Linked DNA regions of Homo sapiens: region 2 is linked to region 1. A link is a contact called in ENCODE Hi-C or POLR2A ChIA-PET data. All regions are on one chromosome and are shown on one strand. Each heading gives the region's core, a stretch centred on a gene start or an enhancer-like site at or near the end of the contact. The rest is flanking DNA. Distances are from core to core; before and after follow the strand shown. Region 1 holds the start of RNF216-IT1 (RNF216 intronic transcript 1). Region 2 overlaps WIPI2 (WD repeat domain, phosphoinositide interacting 2).

Evidence for each region. A loop is a pair of places that touch in the nucleus more often than their neighbours do. ChIA-PET counts read pairs that join two places held with the same protein, here RNA polymerase II (POLR2A). Pooled maps may share reads with other maps.
Region 2: a pooled map shows a loop between it and region 1 (3-fold over the local background). The contact joins the enhancer-like site here to the promoter of RNF216-IT1 in region 1. A Hi-C loop is called at or near these places in 1 of 37 single-sample maps with no recorded cell type and 2 of 50 pooled maps. POLR2A ChIA-PET finds 5 or more read pairs at or near these places in 2 of 52 experiments (activated B cell and activated T-cell).

What each region holds. Positions count from the first base shown.
Region 1 is chr7:5,677,594-5,682,856 of GRCh38, forward strand. RNF216-IT1 (RNF216 intronic transcript 1) reads right to left here and starts at 2,868. Exons shown (of 3, transcript NR_046834.1): 1 at 2,761-2,868. The region is part of intron 13 of RNF216 (ring finger protein 216); the gene reads right to left. RefSeq lists enhancers at 2,670-2,769, 2,870-2,929, 4,883-4,932, 5,063-5,112.
Region 2 is chr7:5,215,463-5,220,725 of GRCh38, forward strand. It overlaps WIPI2 (WD repeat domain, phosphoinositide interacting 2), which reads left to right. Exons shown (of 13, transcript NM_015610.4): 5 at 1,101-1,197; 6 at 1,628-1,725; 7 at 2,460-2,552. Among named protein-coding and RNA genes, the nearest start is that of WIPI2, 28 kb to the left of the region's middle. RefSeq lists enhancers at 2,839-4,038, 2,897-2,976, 2,987-3,696. Within about 2 kb of position 4,014, at least 9 of the 41 ENCODE cell types and tissues checked have a DNase peak (open chromatin) inside an H3K27ac peak, as active enhancers do.

The sequences.
Region 1 (5,263 bases), core at 1,618-4,117:
TTTATATTTGTGTTAGCATCCTCAGATTGGAAAGAACTGACTAAGAACAGGTCTGGAATTACCATTCAATCGCTATGAGAGTAGGTGAATCCCCTTCCAGTCCTGGCCTGACCTCATTCTCCACTTCCTGTGCAGAGTCCTGGGAGTGTTGCTCAGGAAATCCTAGGAATCAGAGTCTGCCCAAGGGGAAGGGTTGTCTATGCAGAGACCATTAGAGTAACTAAATCAGAATCCAGTAGAATCAGGGGAAGGAGGATACTGGAATGTAAGGGAGCTAGAAAAACAGCTCTTTGCTCTCTTCCAGGTTCCTGGTTTACATACACAGCCCCAGCCCTGTTATTACACACCCACACTCTTAACTGGAGCAGTAAGACCACAGTGATCTTTCCAGGGGGTAACCAGATTTTGCGACTGTTCTTGGTATTCTACCTTCTCCTACACACCTGTCTTCGTCTTGGTGGTACTGAGGTTTCCTCCCAGTTCAGAGATGTGCACTCCAATGCCTGACGCCCCACTGTGGAGCCAAAGGGCCCCGGCTACATAAATTTGCCAATACTCAGGCATGTGCCCAAATCTAGGTTTACTTCTGAGGCTCTGGGGCCCTCTGCTGACCGCCTGCTGTAACTTTTAGCTCCTCACCAGACCAATAAGAAAACCAGTCTGAAAAATCTTCCCATTTTACTGCCATCTACAAGACTTTCAATTATGTTCTCTGAGCTTCTGCAATGTCAATATATTACCTGCGTTTCATAAACAGGATCAGAAGAATGTTAAGGCTGACAGGCCCTGGGCAGGGAACTAACCATCGCCAAGGACTGACCTACGTTACCACCTCCCCAAGCGCAGAGAAAAATGAGATTCAGAGATTCATGCCACCTGGCGTCCCCACATGACCTGGTGGTCAGGAAAATGGCTCTGGGCCCGCCTGAGTAGTCCACCATGGCTACTTACTAAAGTGACCTCAGGTGAGTGACCTCACCTCTCCCAGCTTCAGCTTCCCTATCTATAAAAGGAGTGCTTATAAGGAGGCCGGCACTCGTAGTGACAAATATCAACTGCTGCTCTGCCATGGCTCCAGTCACAACTGTGCCTCCTGGGCCTGCTACCCTCCAAGCACGCTTCCAGGAAACCCTGCACTGTGAGAGCTACAGCAGTGGGACAAGCTGCAGAGGCTGCTCCTCACACAGAAGGTGACGGAGCAGATTTCTCGACTCCACTTCATCAGGGAAGACATGAGAGCTGGACTGGATAAATTAAGAGGCAAAGGTCTGCAGACAAGCTGAGGAGGCCGAGCTCCTAGAGAGGAAGTGGGGAGCATGGCTGGTTTATCAGTTGCTCTCCAATAACCCTGATCACACAGGGACTAGAAATGGCCTCAATAGAGCAAAGAGGAAATTTATGGGAGCCACAAGTGTAGAATATTTTAAAAGTTATTGAGTAAAGTTGTAAAATTTAAGAGTACAGAGATTAGATACAGTGGAATGAATAACAGCAGCAGCTACCATTTATTGAGTGCTTATGGATGAAACATCTTAGTTATCAAGTCATTTAATCCTCCTAACAGACTTTTCAGGAGGATCCTGTCACCCTCGGGTAGGGGTGGTGGTGGTGCGGTGGCGGGGGGGCGGTGCACACAGCTAACAAGTGGTGGGACAGGCATCTGAACATGGCCATGCTGCTCCAGCCAGCCCCTGCTAAAGGCACTGGACTAAGGGCCTGTTTGTCACCATCTAGTGACATATTTTGGGCAAATCCTTCAGCCCTAGAATGGTGCAGAACAGGGCAAGCTGTGGTCCGGCCAGCCTCACAAGGGGCTGGGTTGTGAGGATGCAGGCGCTGAGCGCACTGGTGCACACACACCGTAACAAGTGTAACGAGGCTGTTGGTGAGTCTGGGGGAATGCGGTGAAGCCTCTCAGCAGTAGGAGTGCTGACCAGAGTCCCTTGAGGGTCCTCCCTGCCTCACATTTCTGGAAGCCTAAGTGATCACCAGATGTGCAATTATTTGATAAGGCTTAGCTCCAGGCGCTATGACAACAGACACAAAATCAAAACCACTGAAATCGAGAGAATAGCCCTGTCATGGAATCTCCCATGGAATGTGCTACTGCAAGGAACAATTAAACAAAAAAAGAAAGGCAGGCACCACTGAGAGAAGAGCGTATCTGTGTGAGTGCCTGCATTTCTAACAACTGGCCCTGTGGGAATGAGCATCTTTAGACCCTCAGCAGGAGAGACTATCATGCTCCTCCAGGTCCCTCACCCGCCTTTCTGCTAAGCGGCCAGAGTCCCTGGGCAGGTGAGCCAGGCGGCTCCACAGTCGGCTTTAAGAAACACAATAGGGACCCTGTATGCACAGCGAGTCCCTTAGGGTCCTGGGAGTCTCTTGCTGGGATCATTACATCCTCAGTCCTCTGCTACCAGAATAATCATGTGACAAGCTAAATCTGATCATTTCACTACCCTGTTTAATGACCATGGATAGACTTCCTGCTGCAATCAGGAAGAAGTCCACGTTCTTCACACAAGGGACATCTCCCCCACGAGCTGGCCCTGAAGCTTCCAGCCTCCTCAGAGCTCGCCCTGGAAACACACGCTCCCCTCTACTTTAACACTCTGTGTCCTCTTCCGGAAGTCTCTTCATGCTCTAATGCAGCCTTCAAGGTCCAACAGGGAAGTGGTTCCTTTGTCCCCCGCCCTGCCCCCAGCTAGCTCTGTCATCATAGAATGCGATCCACTCCCCCAAGCCCAAGTCTCCTACCCGAGTCCTCCACGTGGTGGGCTTGTCAGCTCACTGGTTACTCAACACTTCTTTTTTTGTTGTTGTTGAGACGGAGTCTTGCCCTGTCGCCAGCCTGGAGAGCAGTGGTGCGATCTCGGCTCACTGCAATCTCTACCTCCCGGGTTCAAGCGATTCCCCTGCTTCAGCCTCCTGAGTAGCTGGGACTACAGGCGCGCACCACCATGCTCAGCTAATTTTTTTTGTATTTTACTAGAGACGGGGTTTCACCATGTTGGCCAGGATGGTCTCGATCTCCTGACCTTGTGATCTGCCCGACTCGGCCTCCCAAAGTGCTGGGATTACAGGTGTGAGCCACCGCGCCCAGCACTCAACACTTCTACTTGGATATCTAAAAGGCACCCCAGACAAAAGATGTCTGAAGCACCACTTCTGGCCCCTGGGCTCCCCTGTATCCCTGAAGGACACAGCCACCCACTGGCTGCTCATGCAACAAAACCCAATTCCTCCTTTCTCTTTACCCCCACTCATTCCAGCTTGTCCTTTCTGTTCCGCCTCCAAAATGCACCTCACATCTAACCCACTCCTATCTGGGTCCAAAACCCAGCCTAGATCCCCTCTGGCTGGGCCATGGCGGAGAGCCTGGACTTCAGGCCATCCCACCCCTCACTCCCTCTCATGCTGCTGCCTCCAGCCATACCCCGCAGATACCCCAGACCCTTCCCACACTGGGGTCTCAGCTCCTGTGTTCTTACCTCAACAGCTTGTCCCTGGCTCTTTGAACGCCTAGCCTCTTGCTTATAATTTGGACAAGTCCTGAATCGTTTGTGGTTCTTCAGAGACACTGAAGAGCCACCTGGGCCTTTAGCAGCACCCTAAATGTTTCTCATACTATGCCTAATGTAGGAACCTCCCTACCTCAGGAAATCCAAGCAATTACCTAGGGCCAGAATCTGAATTATCATCTGGTTTCATCTCCCATCATTTACCTGTTTTAGGAAAAAATACAAACTTTATTCTGAAAGAGAAAAGTCATCCTTGGCCCCAAACACGTCACATTTTATAGCTACACAGAAACAACTGTGGATTACCAAGTCCCCAGCAGCTTCTAAGCTTCTGGGAGGAAATCTGTAGCCCTGACCCAGTGTGCCTCCCTCTCTAGTTTATTCCAAGGGGTGTTCTCAAGCCTCTAGGGCTAGGCAGGACCTGTAGCACCAAGGACAGTGTCTTCCTCCTCCTTGATTAACCCTACCCACTGACCACACTGACAACCTTTCAATGTTGTTCTTGCTTAGGAAGTGTCAAGGACGAGTCCCATTCCTCAACTGGGGATAGTTTTCTGTCTGGTATGTTGGCCCAAGCCTCACTGGTTGCAACTTACCAGACCACACTGCGAAACCACACTGCTCAGCTTCAACACTCCGGCTTACTGACTGGCCATGGCATCTCATCAACAGCCATCCCTCAATCCTGACTACATAAACGGGAAACACCCAGAAAAGGAGGATAGGAGGTGAAAAGGCCAAATTCAAAAGCAAGTTCAACATGAAGACGGGATCTGTGTAGCCCCTAAGGGTGGTAACCCCCAGTGGTTTTCTAAAGAATGCTACAAAGATGACCATCTCCCTGTGCCACAGCAACCTTAGACAATGGGTCACAGCCCACTGGCACTCTGGCTCTGTGTGTGCCACTTCTGTGGCCGGCTGCTGCCTCTTCTCAGGGTGGGGATGATGGAGAAATGCTTGCAGACCTGTCCACTCAGCAGACACAGGCACCTGAGGCCATGCGGGCCCACGCTGCTAGGAAAAACCGTTGGCTTTCTTTCCCCTTTTCTAAATTGCAAAGTTGGCAGATTCTGTACCTACGTGCCAGCCCACACTGACTTTTTCTCAAATCTAGACTCCAAAAATCCCTATCTTGTTCTGAAATCCTTTGGAATCACCTCAGAGGCTACTTGACCAGGTTACCCTCACACCCGTCCCTCTAAAAGGGCAGCCATGGAGCACATGTTACTACTTAGCTTGGAGCAGCCAATCTCTGGCCTAAAGGAGAGATGACAGTTTTACTTTCATTTTTTTTCTTTTTTTTTTTTTTTGAGACAGTCTCACTCTGTTGCCCAGGCTGCAGTGCAGTGGCGCGGTCTTGTCTTACTGCAACCCCTGCTTCCTGGGTTCAAGCGATTCTCCTGCCTCAGCCACCCGAGTAGCTGGGACTACAGGTGCCCACCACCATGCCGGGCTATTTTTGTATTTTTAGTAGAGACAGGGTTTCAACATTTTGGCCAGGCTGATCTTGAACTCCTGACCTCAAATGATCCACCCACCTCAGCCTCCCAAAGGGCTGGGATATCGGCGTGAGCCTCTGCGCTCGGCTGACATTTTTACTTTTAAATAAGTAGCATGTAATAGAGTTAGAATAATCATGTGCAACACTTTTGGAAAGAAATTTGAAACTGTGCTCCAAGAGTCTTAAGCAAATGGATTCTCTTGGAATCAAGAGTCCTACTCTAGGGATCTATTCTAAG
Region 2 (5,263 bases), core at 2,764-5,263, 460 kb before region 1:
TCACGCACGTGTGTGTGTCTCCCAGCTTGTGCTCACGCCCAGGGTAACAGCACCACCCGGGAGACCCCTGGCAATCTGATTCTGCCCGCACTCCCTGCAGGGAAAGCTGATTAGGCTGCTGGCTGTAGAGTGGACATGATGACAGCCAGTAGCTGCACCCTGAGATACAGTGACTAGGTGAAGTCACAGTAGAGACGTTCTTGCCTTACGCAGTTGAAACTAGGAAGTGGTCTGTTAACTGACATAGTTGGTTAGAATGGGAAATTATAAGACATCATATCTTGAGCATTTAAAAATTGTGTTCACGTCCAACTAATGTAGAGCTGGTCATCTTTCTTGCATAAGTTGTCTCAGCGATGCATCGTCTGCATGTCTACATTCATTTTCTTCCAAATGGAGCAGGAACTTGCAAAGTAATCTGAGTGCACAATAAAATGTTAGACCTTTTAAAACCCCCTTATTTTCATTTTACCTGTGCTGCACTCAGCATCAGTTTTAAAAAGCAAATCTTTCCAAATCTATTCACAGCACACTTGTCTTAGCTGTAGGTTAGCATTTGCCTAACACTAAACTAAATGGCCTGGTTAGAATTCCCAGTAGAGATGGGGTGAGTATGAGGGAGAGGTGCATCCGGCCTGGCTCCTTCTTGATTGTTGATGGAAAGCAGCTGTATCCTTGGCGCTTCTAACATTGGTCTGCATGGTGTTCTAGAAGGAACTAAGATTGTGAAGCCAACGCAGGGGTGGATCACCTGAGGTCAGGAGTCCAAGACCAGCCTGGCCAACATGGTGAAACCCCATCTCTACTAAAAATACAAAAATTAGCCAGGCCTGGTGGCAGTCACCTGTAATTCCAGCTACTTGGGAGGCTGAGGCAGGAAAATCACTTGAACCCGGAAGGCAGAGGTTGCAGTGAGCCGAGATCACACCACTGCACTCCAGCCCGGGTGACACAGCGAGACACTGACTCCAAAAAAATAAAATACAATAACAATAGAAGGAATGAGAGCGTCATAGTCCAGGAGTCAGTCAACTGGAGATTGGGGCAGGTATTGCACTGGCCGTTGCTTCACGTTTGGTTTCGTTTTGTCTCTCGCCTAGAGGCTGATAGTATGCCTGGAGGAGTCCCTGTACATCCACAACATTCGGGACATGAAGGTGCTGCATACGATCAGGGAGACGCCTCCAAACCCTGCAGGTGAGCTAACTTGTGAGGAGAGAATCCCATTTTTCTGATTTTGCCCTTGAAAGATAGCTATAGGTGAGAGAGATTTTTTCTTTTTATAGGTTCCGCAGATGAGACAGATTTTAAAAGTATTGATCCCAAACCAAGCTGCCTTCCTACTGATGCTGGTCATGTGACCACATAAGCTCATTGGTTTGATCAACTTTCAAGTTTGAGGTTACTGATCAGTTCAAACCAAAGGCCTTTAATCTCTTGACAATACTGGTATCACCTAAGGTGGGGATTTGGGGTTGCAGAACTTTCCTAACACAGCAAACAAGATTGTATCCAAGCTATTATTTGTTCCTAATGCTCTGTTAAATGAATGCTGAATTATGTCTGACATCCAAGAAGGAACTCTCAGGTGGAAGTTTGCATCTCGTCCTCCGTGTGTCATTTGCAGGCCTGTGTGCGCTGTCAATCAACAACGACAACTGCTACTTGGCGTACCCAGGGAGCGCGACCATCGGAGAGGTGCAGGTCTTCGATACCATTAATTTGGTGAGATGCCTTTCCTGCTCGAATAGCTCTCTAAAGTGTGGCTTTTTCCTGAAGAGGAGCACTGTGGTGTCCCTGGCATCCTGACTTGGCTCAGCAATACAACCGCTGCACTTTTTTGTTTGTTTGTTTGTTTTTGAGACAGGGTCTGGCTCTGTCGCCCATGCTGGAGTGCAGTGGTGCAGTCCTAGCTCACTGCAGCCTCAACCTCCTGGGCTCAATTGATCCTCCTGCCTCAGCCTCCCGAGGAGTTACAGTCATGCAACACCACACCCAGCTAATTTTTTATTTTTGTAGAGATGGAGTCTTGCTGGGTTGCCCAGGCTGGCCTCAAACTCCTGGCCTTAAGCCATCCTCCCGCCTCGGCCCCCTAAAGTGCTGGGACTACAGGCGGGTGCCCCGCGCCCAGCCCCACTGCTCTCTTCTCAGTAGCAGAGTAGGTCTGGCTCATTCTGCTTCTGGATCTGCTGCGGCGTTCAGAGCAGTGCTGAGCTCCTCGCCACGGGAATGTTTGAAGGAACATAGAAAACCTTAGGGATAAATTGCTTTGCTTTTTCTAAAGTTGGAGCAGCATTTCCTTGGATGCCCAGCCCCAGTAAATCAAGTGGGTTTGGCATTTGTTTGGACCGTAATGGTGTTTTAGGAACAGCTAATTGGCACTTGCGGACCAAGTGTCAGCCCTGGGGCGTGGGCGGTCACTGTGCGGTGGCCACTCTTTATTGGTGTCCCTTTTTCAGAGAGCTGCAAACATGATTCCGGCTCACGACAGTCCTTTAGCGGCACTGGCCTTTGACGCAAGTGGAACTAAACTTGCCACGGCTTCGGAGAAGGTGAGTCTGCTTTTCCCCGGGGGAGCACTGGTGCCAAGGCGTCCACAGACTTTTTCAGTTCTGTTCACACAGCCACCTTAGAGGCAAGGTCCTATACTTACCAGCTCCGGGAGAAGCAAAGACAGCCACCCACTTGTCAGGCCACAGGCGTGTACTGCCCGAGAGTGAGCGGAGCTTGCAGTGTGCCACTGGGACGGGAGAGCTGGTCCACATTTGTAGTAGAAAATACAGAAATGTCCAGAGGAGACAGAAGTGCCGTGTGTAACCACACCGCTCACCCAGTGTGTTTCTAAATGATGAAACTACCACATAACAGTAAAGAACCCAGACAGTGATGAAATGTGAAAAAGCAAAGACAGAATTCTATCCAGCCAGTCTGAACACATTTCAGTGTATTTCATTTTCTCTTTAGTCAACAAAATTGGGATCCTACTATGGGTATAATTTATCCTTTTTCACTCTGCATGACATTTGTCTAAGTTCAAAAACACTTGTAATGGCCGCGCAGTATTTAGTTGTGATTCATGTCAACATCACCCTTTTGGGACTTTGTTTCTAATATGTTGCTGCCGTAGGTAGTAGTGTATTTAAGTCATGTATCAATGTTTTATATGTATTTCTAACTATGAATTCAAGAGATTCCAGTAAGAAGAATGTCTGGCTTTAAAGGAGATGGCCTCTAAATGTCCCCGTGTACCTGTGACCGCGTGGCGAGGCTCCCTGGCCCCCAGGAGACTGAAGGCTCCTTGTTCTCTTCCTCATTTGGACTGTGCCTCTCTTTTCGTTTCAGTTCCTCTTTTCTTGAAAGTTGCGTCTTCCATTCTTCTGTCTTGAGGTCGCGTCTGTTCTCCCGCCTCCGTTTTCTCCGCTCTTCATTGGCCACCGATGACCTTTACTTTGATTTGGATATGATTTTGCTTCTCATTGAAATCCTAAAATAGCCTCCCCTTTCAAGCCATCTCTCCCCTCAAACTATTGACCAGAGAAGATACAATAAAACGTCGGCTCACTTCCTTAGCTTTCCTGCCTGGGCCTTTGTTCTTCAGTCTCACACCCGAGTTCTGTAATAATGATGTCACCGCTTATGGGTCACTTCTGGGTCGTGAATTATCCTGGATCTTTTATCTTCATTACCTCATTTGTTTCCCCTCAGCAAGGTAAACAGTTCTCTGTTTCATAGCAAGGGCTCAGAAAGGTTAAGCGGTGTGCCCGGGGCCGCCCAACTGGGCAGCAACAGAGGGGTCAGACTCCAAGTCTGACTTTGATTCTAATTATGCTAGACTATCCCAATAGCACCTTGTCCTTTTCTTTTCCCTTTGAAATGGCCCTGAAATTCTGTTACCCTTTGACTAATCAAAGTCTCACTGTTAATGTTTCTTTAGTAGCTCTTATAAAGGCCCAAAAGTACTTGATGGAATTTTAAGGCCCATAAAAATAGATTTTTTTTTTTCTGGACTATAAAGAGGAACCTTGATTGCTTGTACATGGAATGCTCTCATCTGTGGAGTGAGAGCAGCAAGGCCTTCCCAGCCCCGCTCTGTCCCAGGTGCTGAGGCCCCCTGAGGCCTGTGACTTAATCCTGCTTTCAAGAATCTTGCGGTCATGTGGCAACAAAACAACTCTTAATTAATTAGTATTGCACGGTAGACGTGCGCCACAAAATTATGTCTCATCTGAAAGTTTAGGCTGCAGAGGACAAAACCTTTGCCGTGGTTATTTTTGTATATGGATGCAGAAAATAGTTCATTCTCTAATTCTCAATGTTACAAGCTCAGTTTGTGTCCCTCCATCCAGAGAGAACCAAGTGTTCTCAAGTACCAGTTTTTTTTTTTTTTGAGACAGGGTCATGCTTGCTCTGTCACCCAGGCTGGAGTGCAGTGGCACAATCTCTGCTCTATGCAACCTCCATCTCCCAGGCTTAAGTGATCTTCCTACTTCAGCCTCCCAAGTAGCTGGGACTACAGGCACCTGCCACCACGCCCGGCTAATTGTTGTACTTTTTGTAGAGATGGGGTTTCACCCTGTTGGCCAGGCTGGTTTCAAACTCCTGAGCTCAAGCGATCTACAAACCTCAGCCTCCCAAAGTGCTAGAATTACAGGAGTGAGCCACTGTGCCTGGCCTATATTCTGATTTCTAATAGCTGTATACTATCCCATTGTATGAGTTTACCATAATTTATGTAAACAGTTCCTTGGTGTTCTACACTTAGGTCATCTGCTGCTTTTTGCTTTTTTTTTTTTTTTGAAACGGAGTCTTGTTCTGTCCCCCAGGCTGGAGTGCAGTGTGGTATGATCTCAGCTCACCACAACCTCTGCCTCCCAGGTTCAAGCAGTTCTCCTGCCGCAGCCTCCTGAGTAGCTGAGATTACAAGCGCGCGCCACCACACCCAGCTAATTTTTGTATTTTGAGTAGATGGGGTTTAACCACGTTGGCCAGGCTGGTCGTGAACTCCTGACCTCGTGATCCACCCGCCTTGGCCTCCCAAAGTGCTGGGATTACAGGAGTGAGCCACCACGCCCAGCCACTTTTTACTATTTACAAACACAGAGATAGTGCAGTGGCATGATCATGGCTCACTGCAGCTTCCACTCCTGGGACAACAGGAACGAATCATCAGGCTTAGCTGATTTTTTTGTTTTTTGTAGAGGTGGGGTCTTGTTATGTTGCCCAGGCTGGTCTTGAACTCCTGGACTCTAGTGTTTCTCCTGTC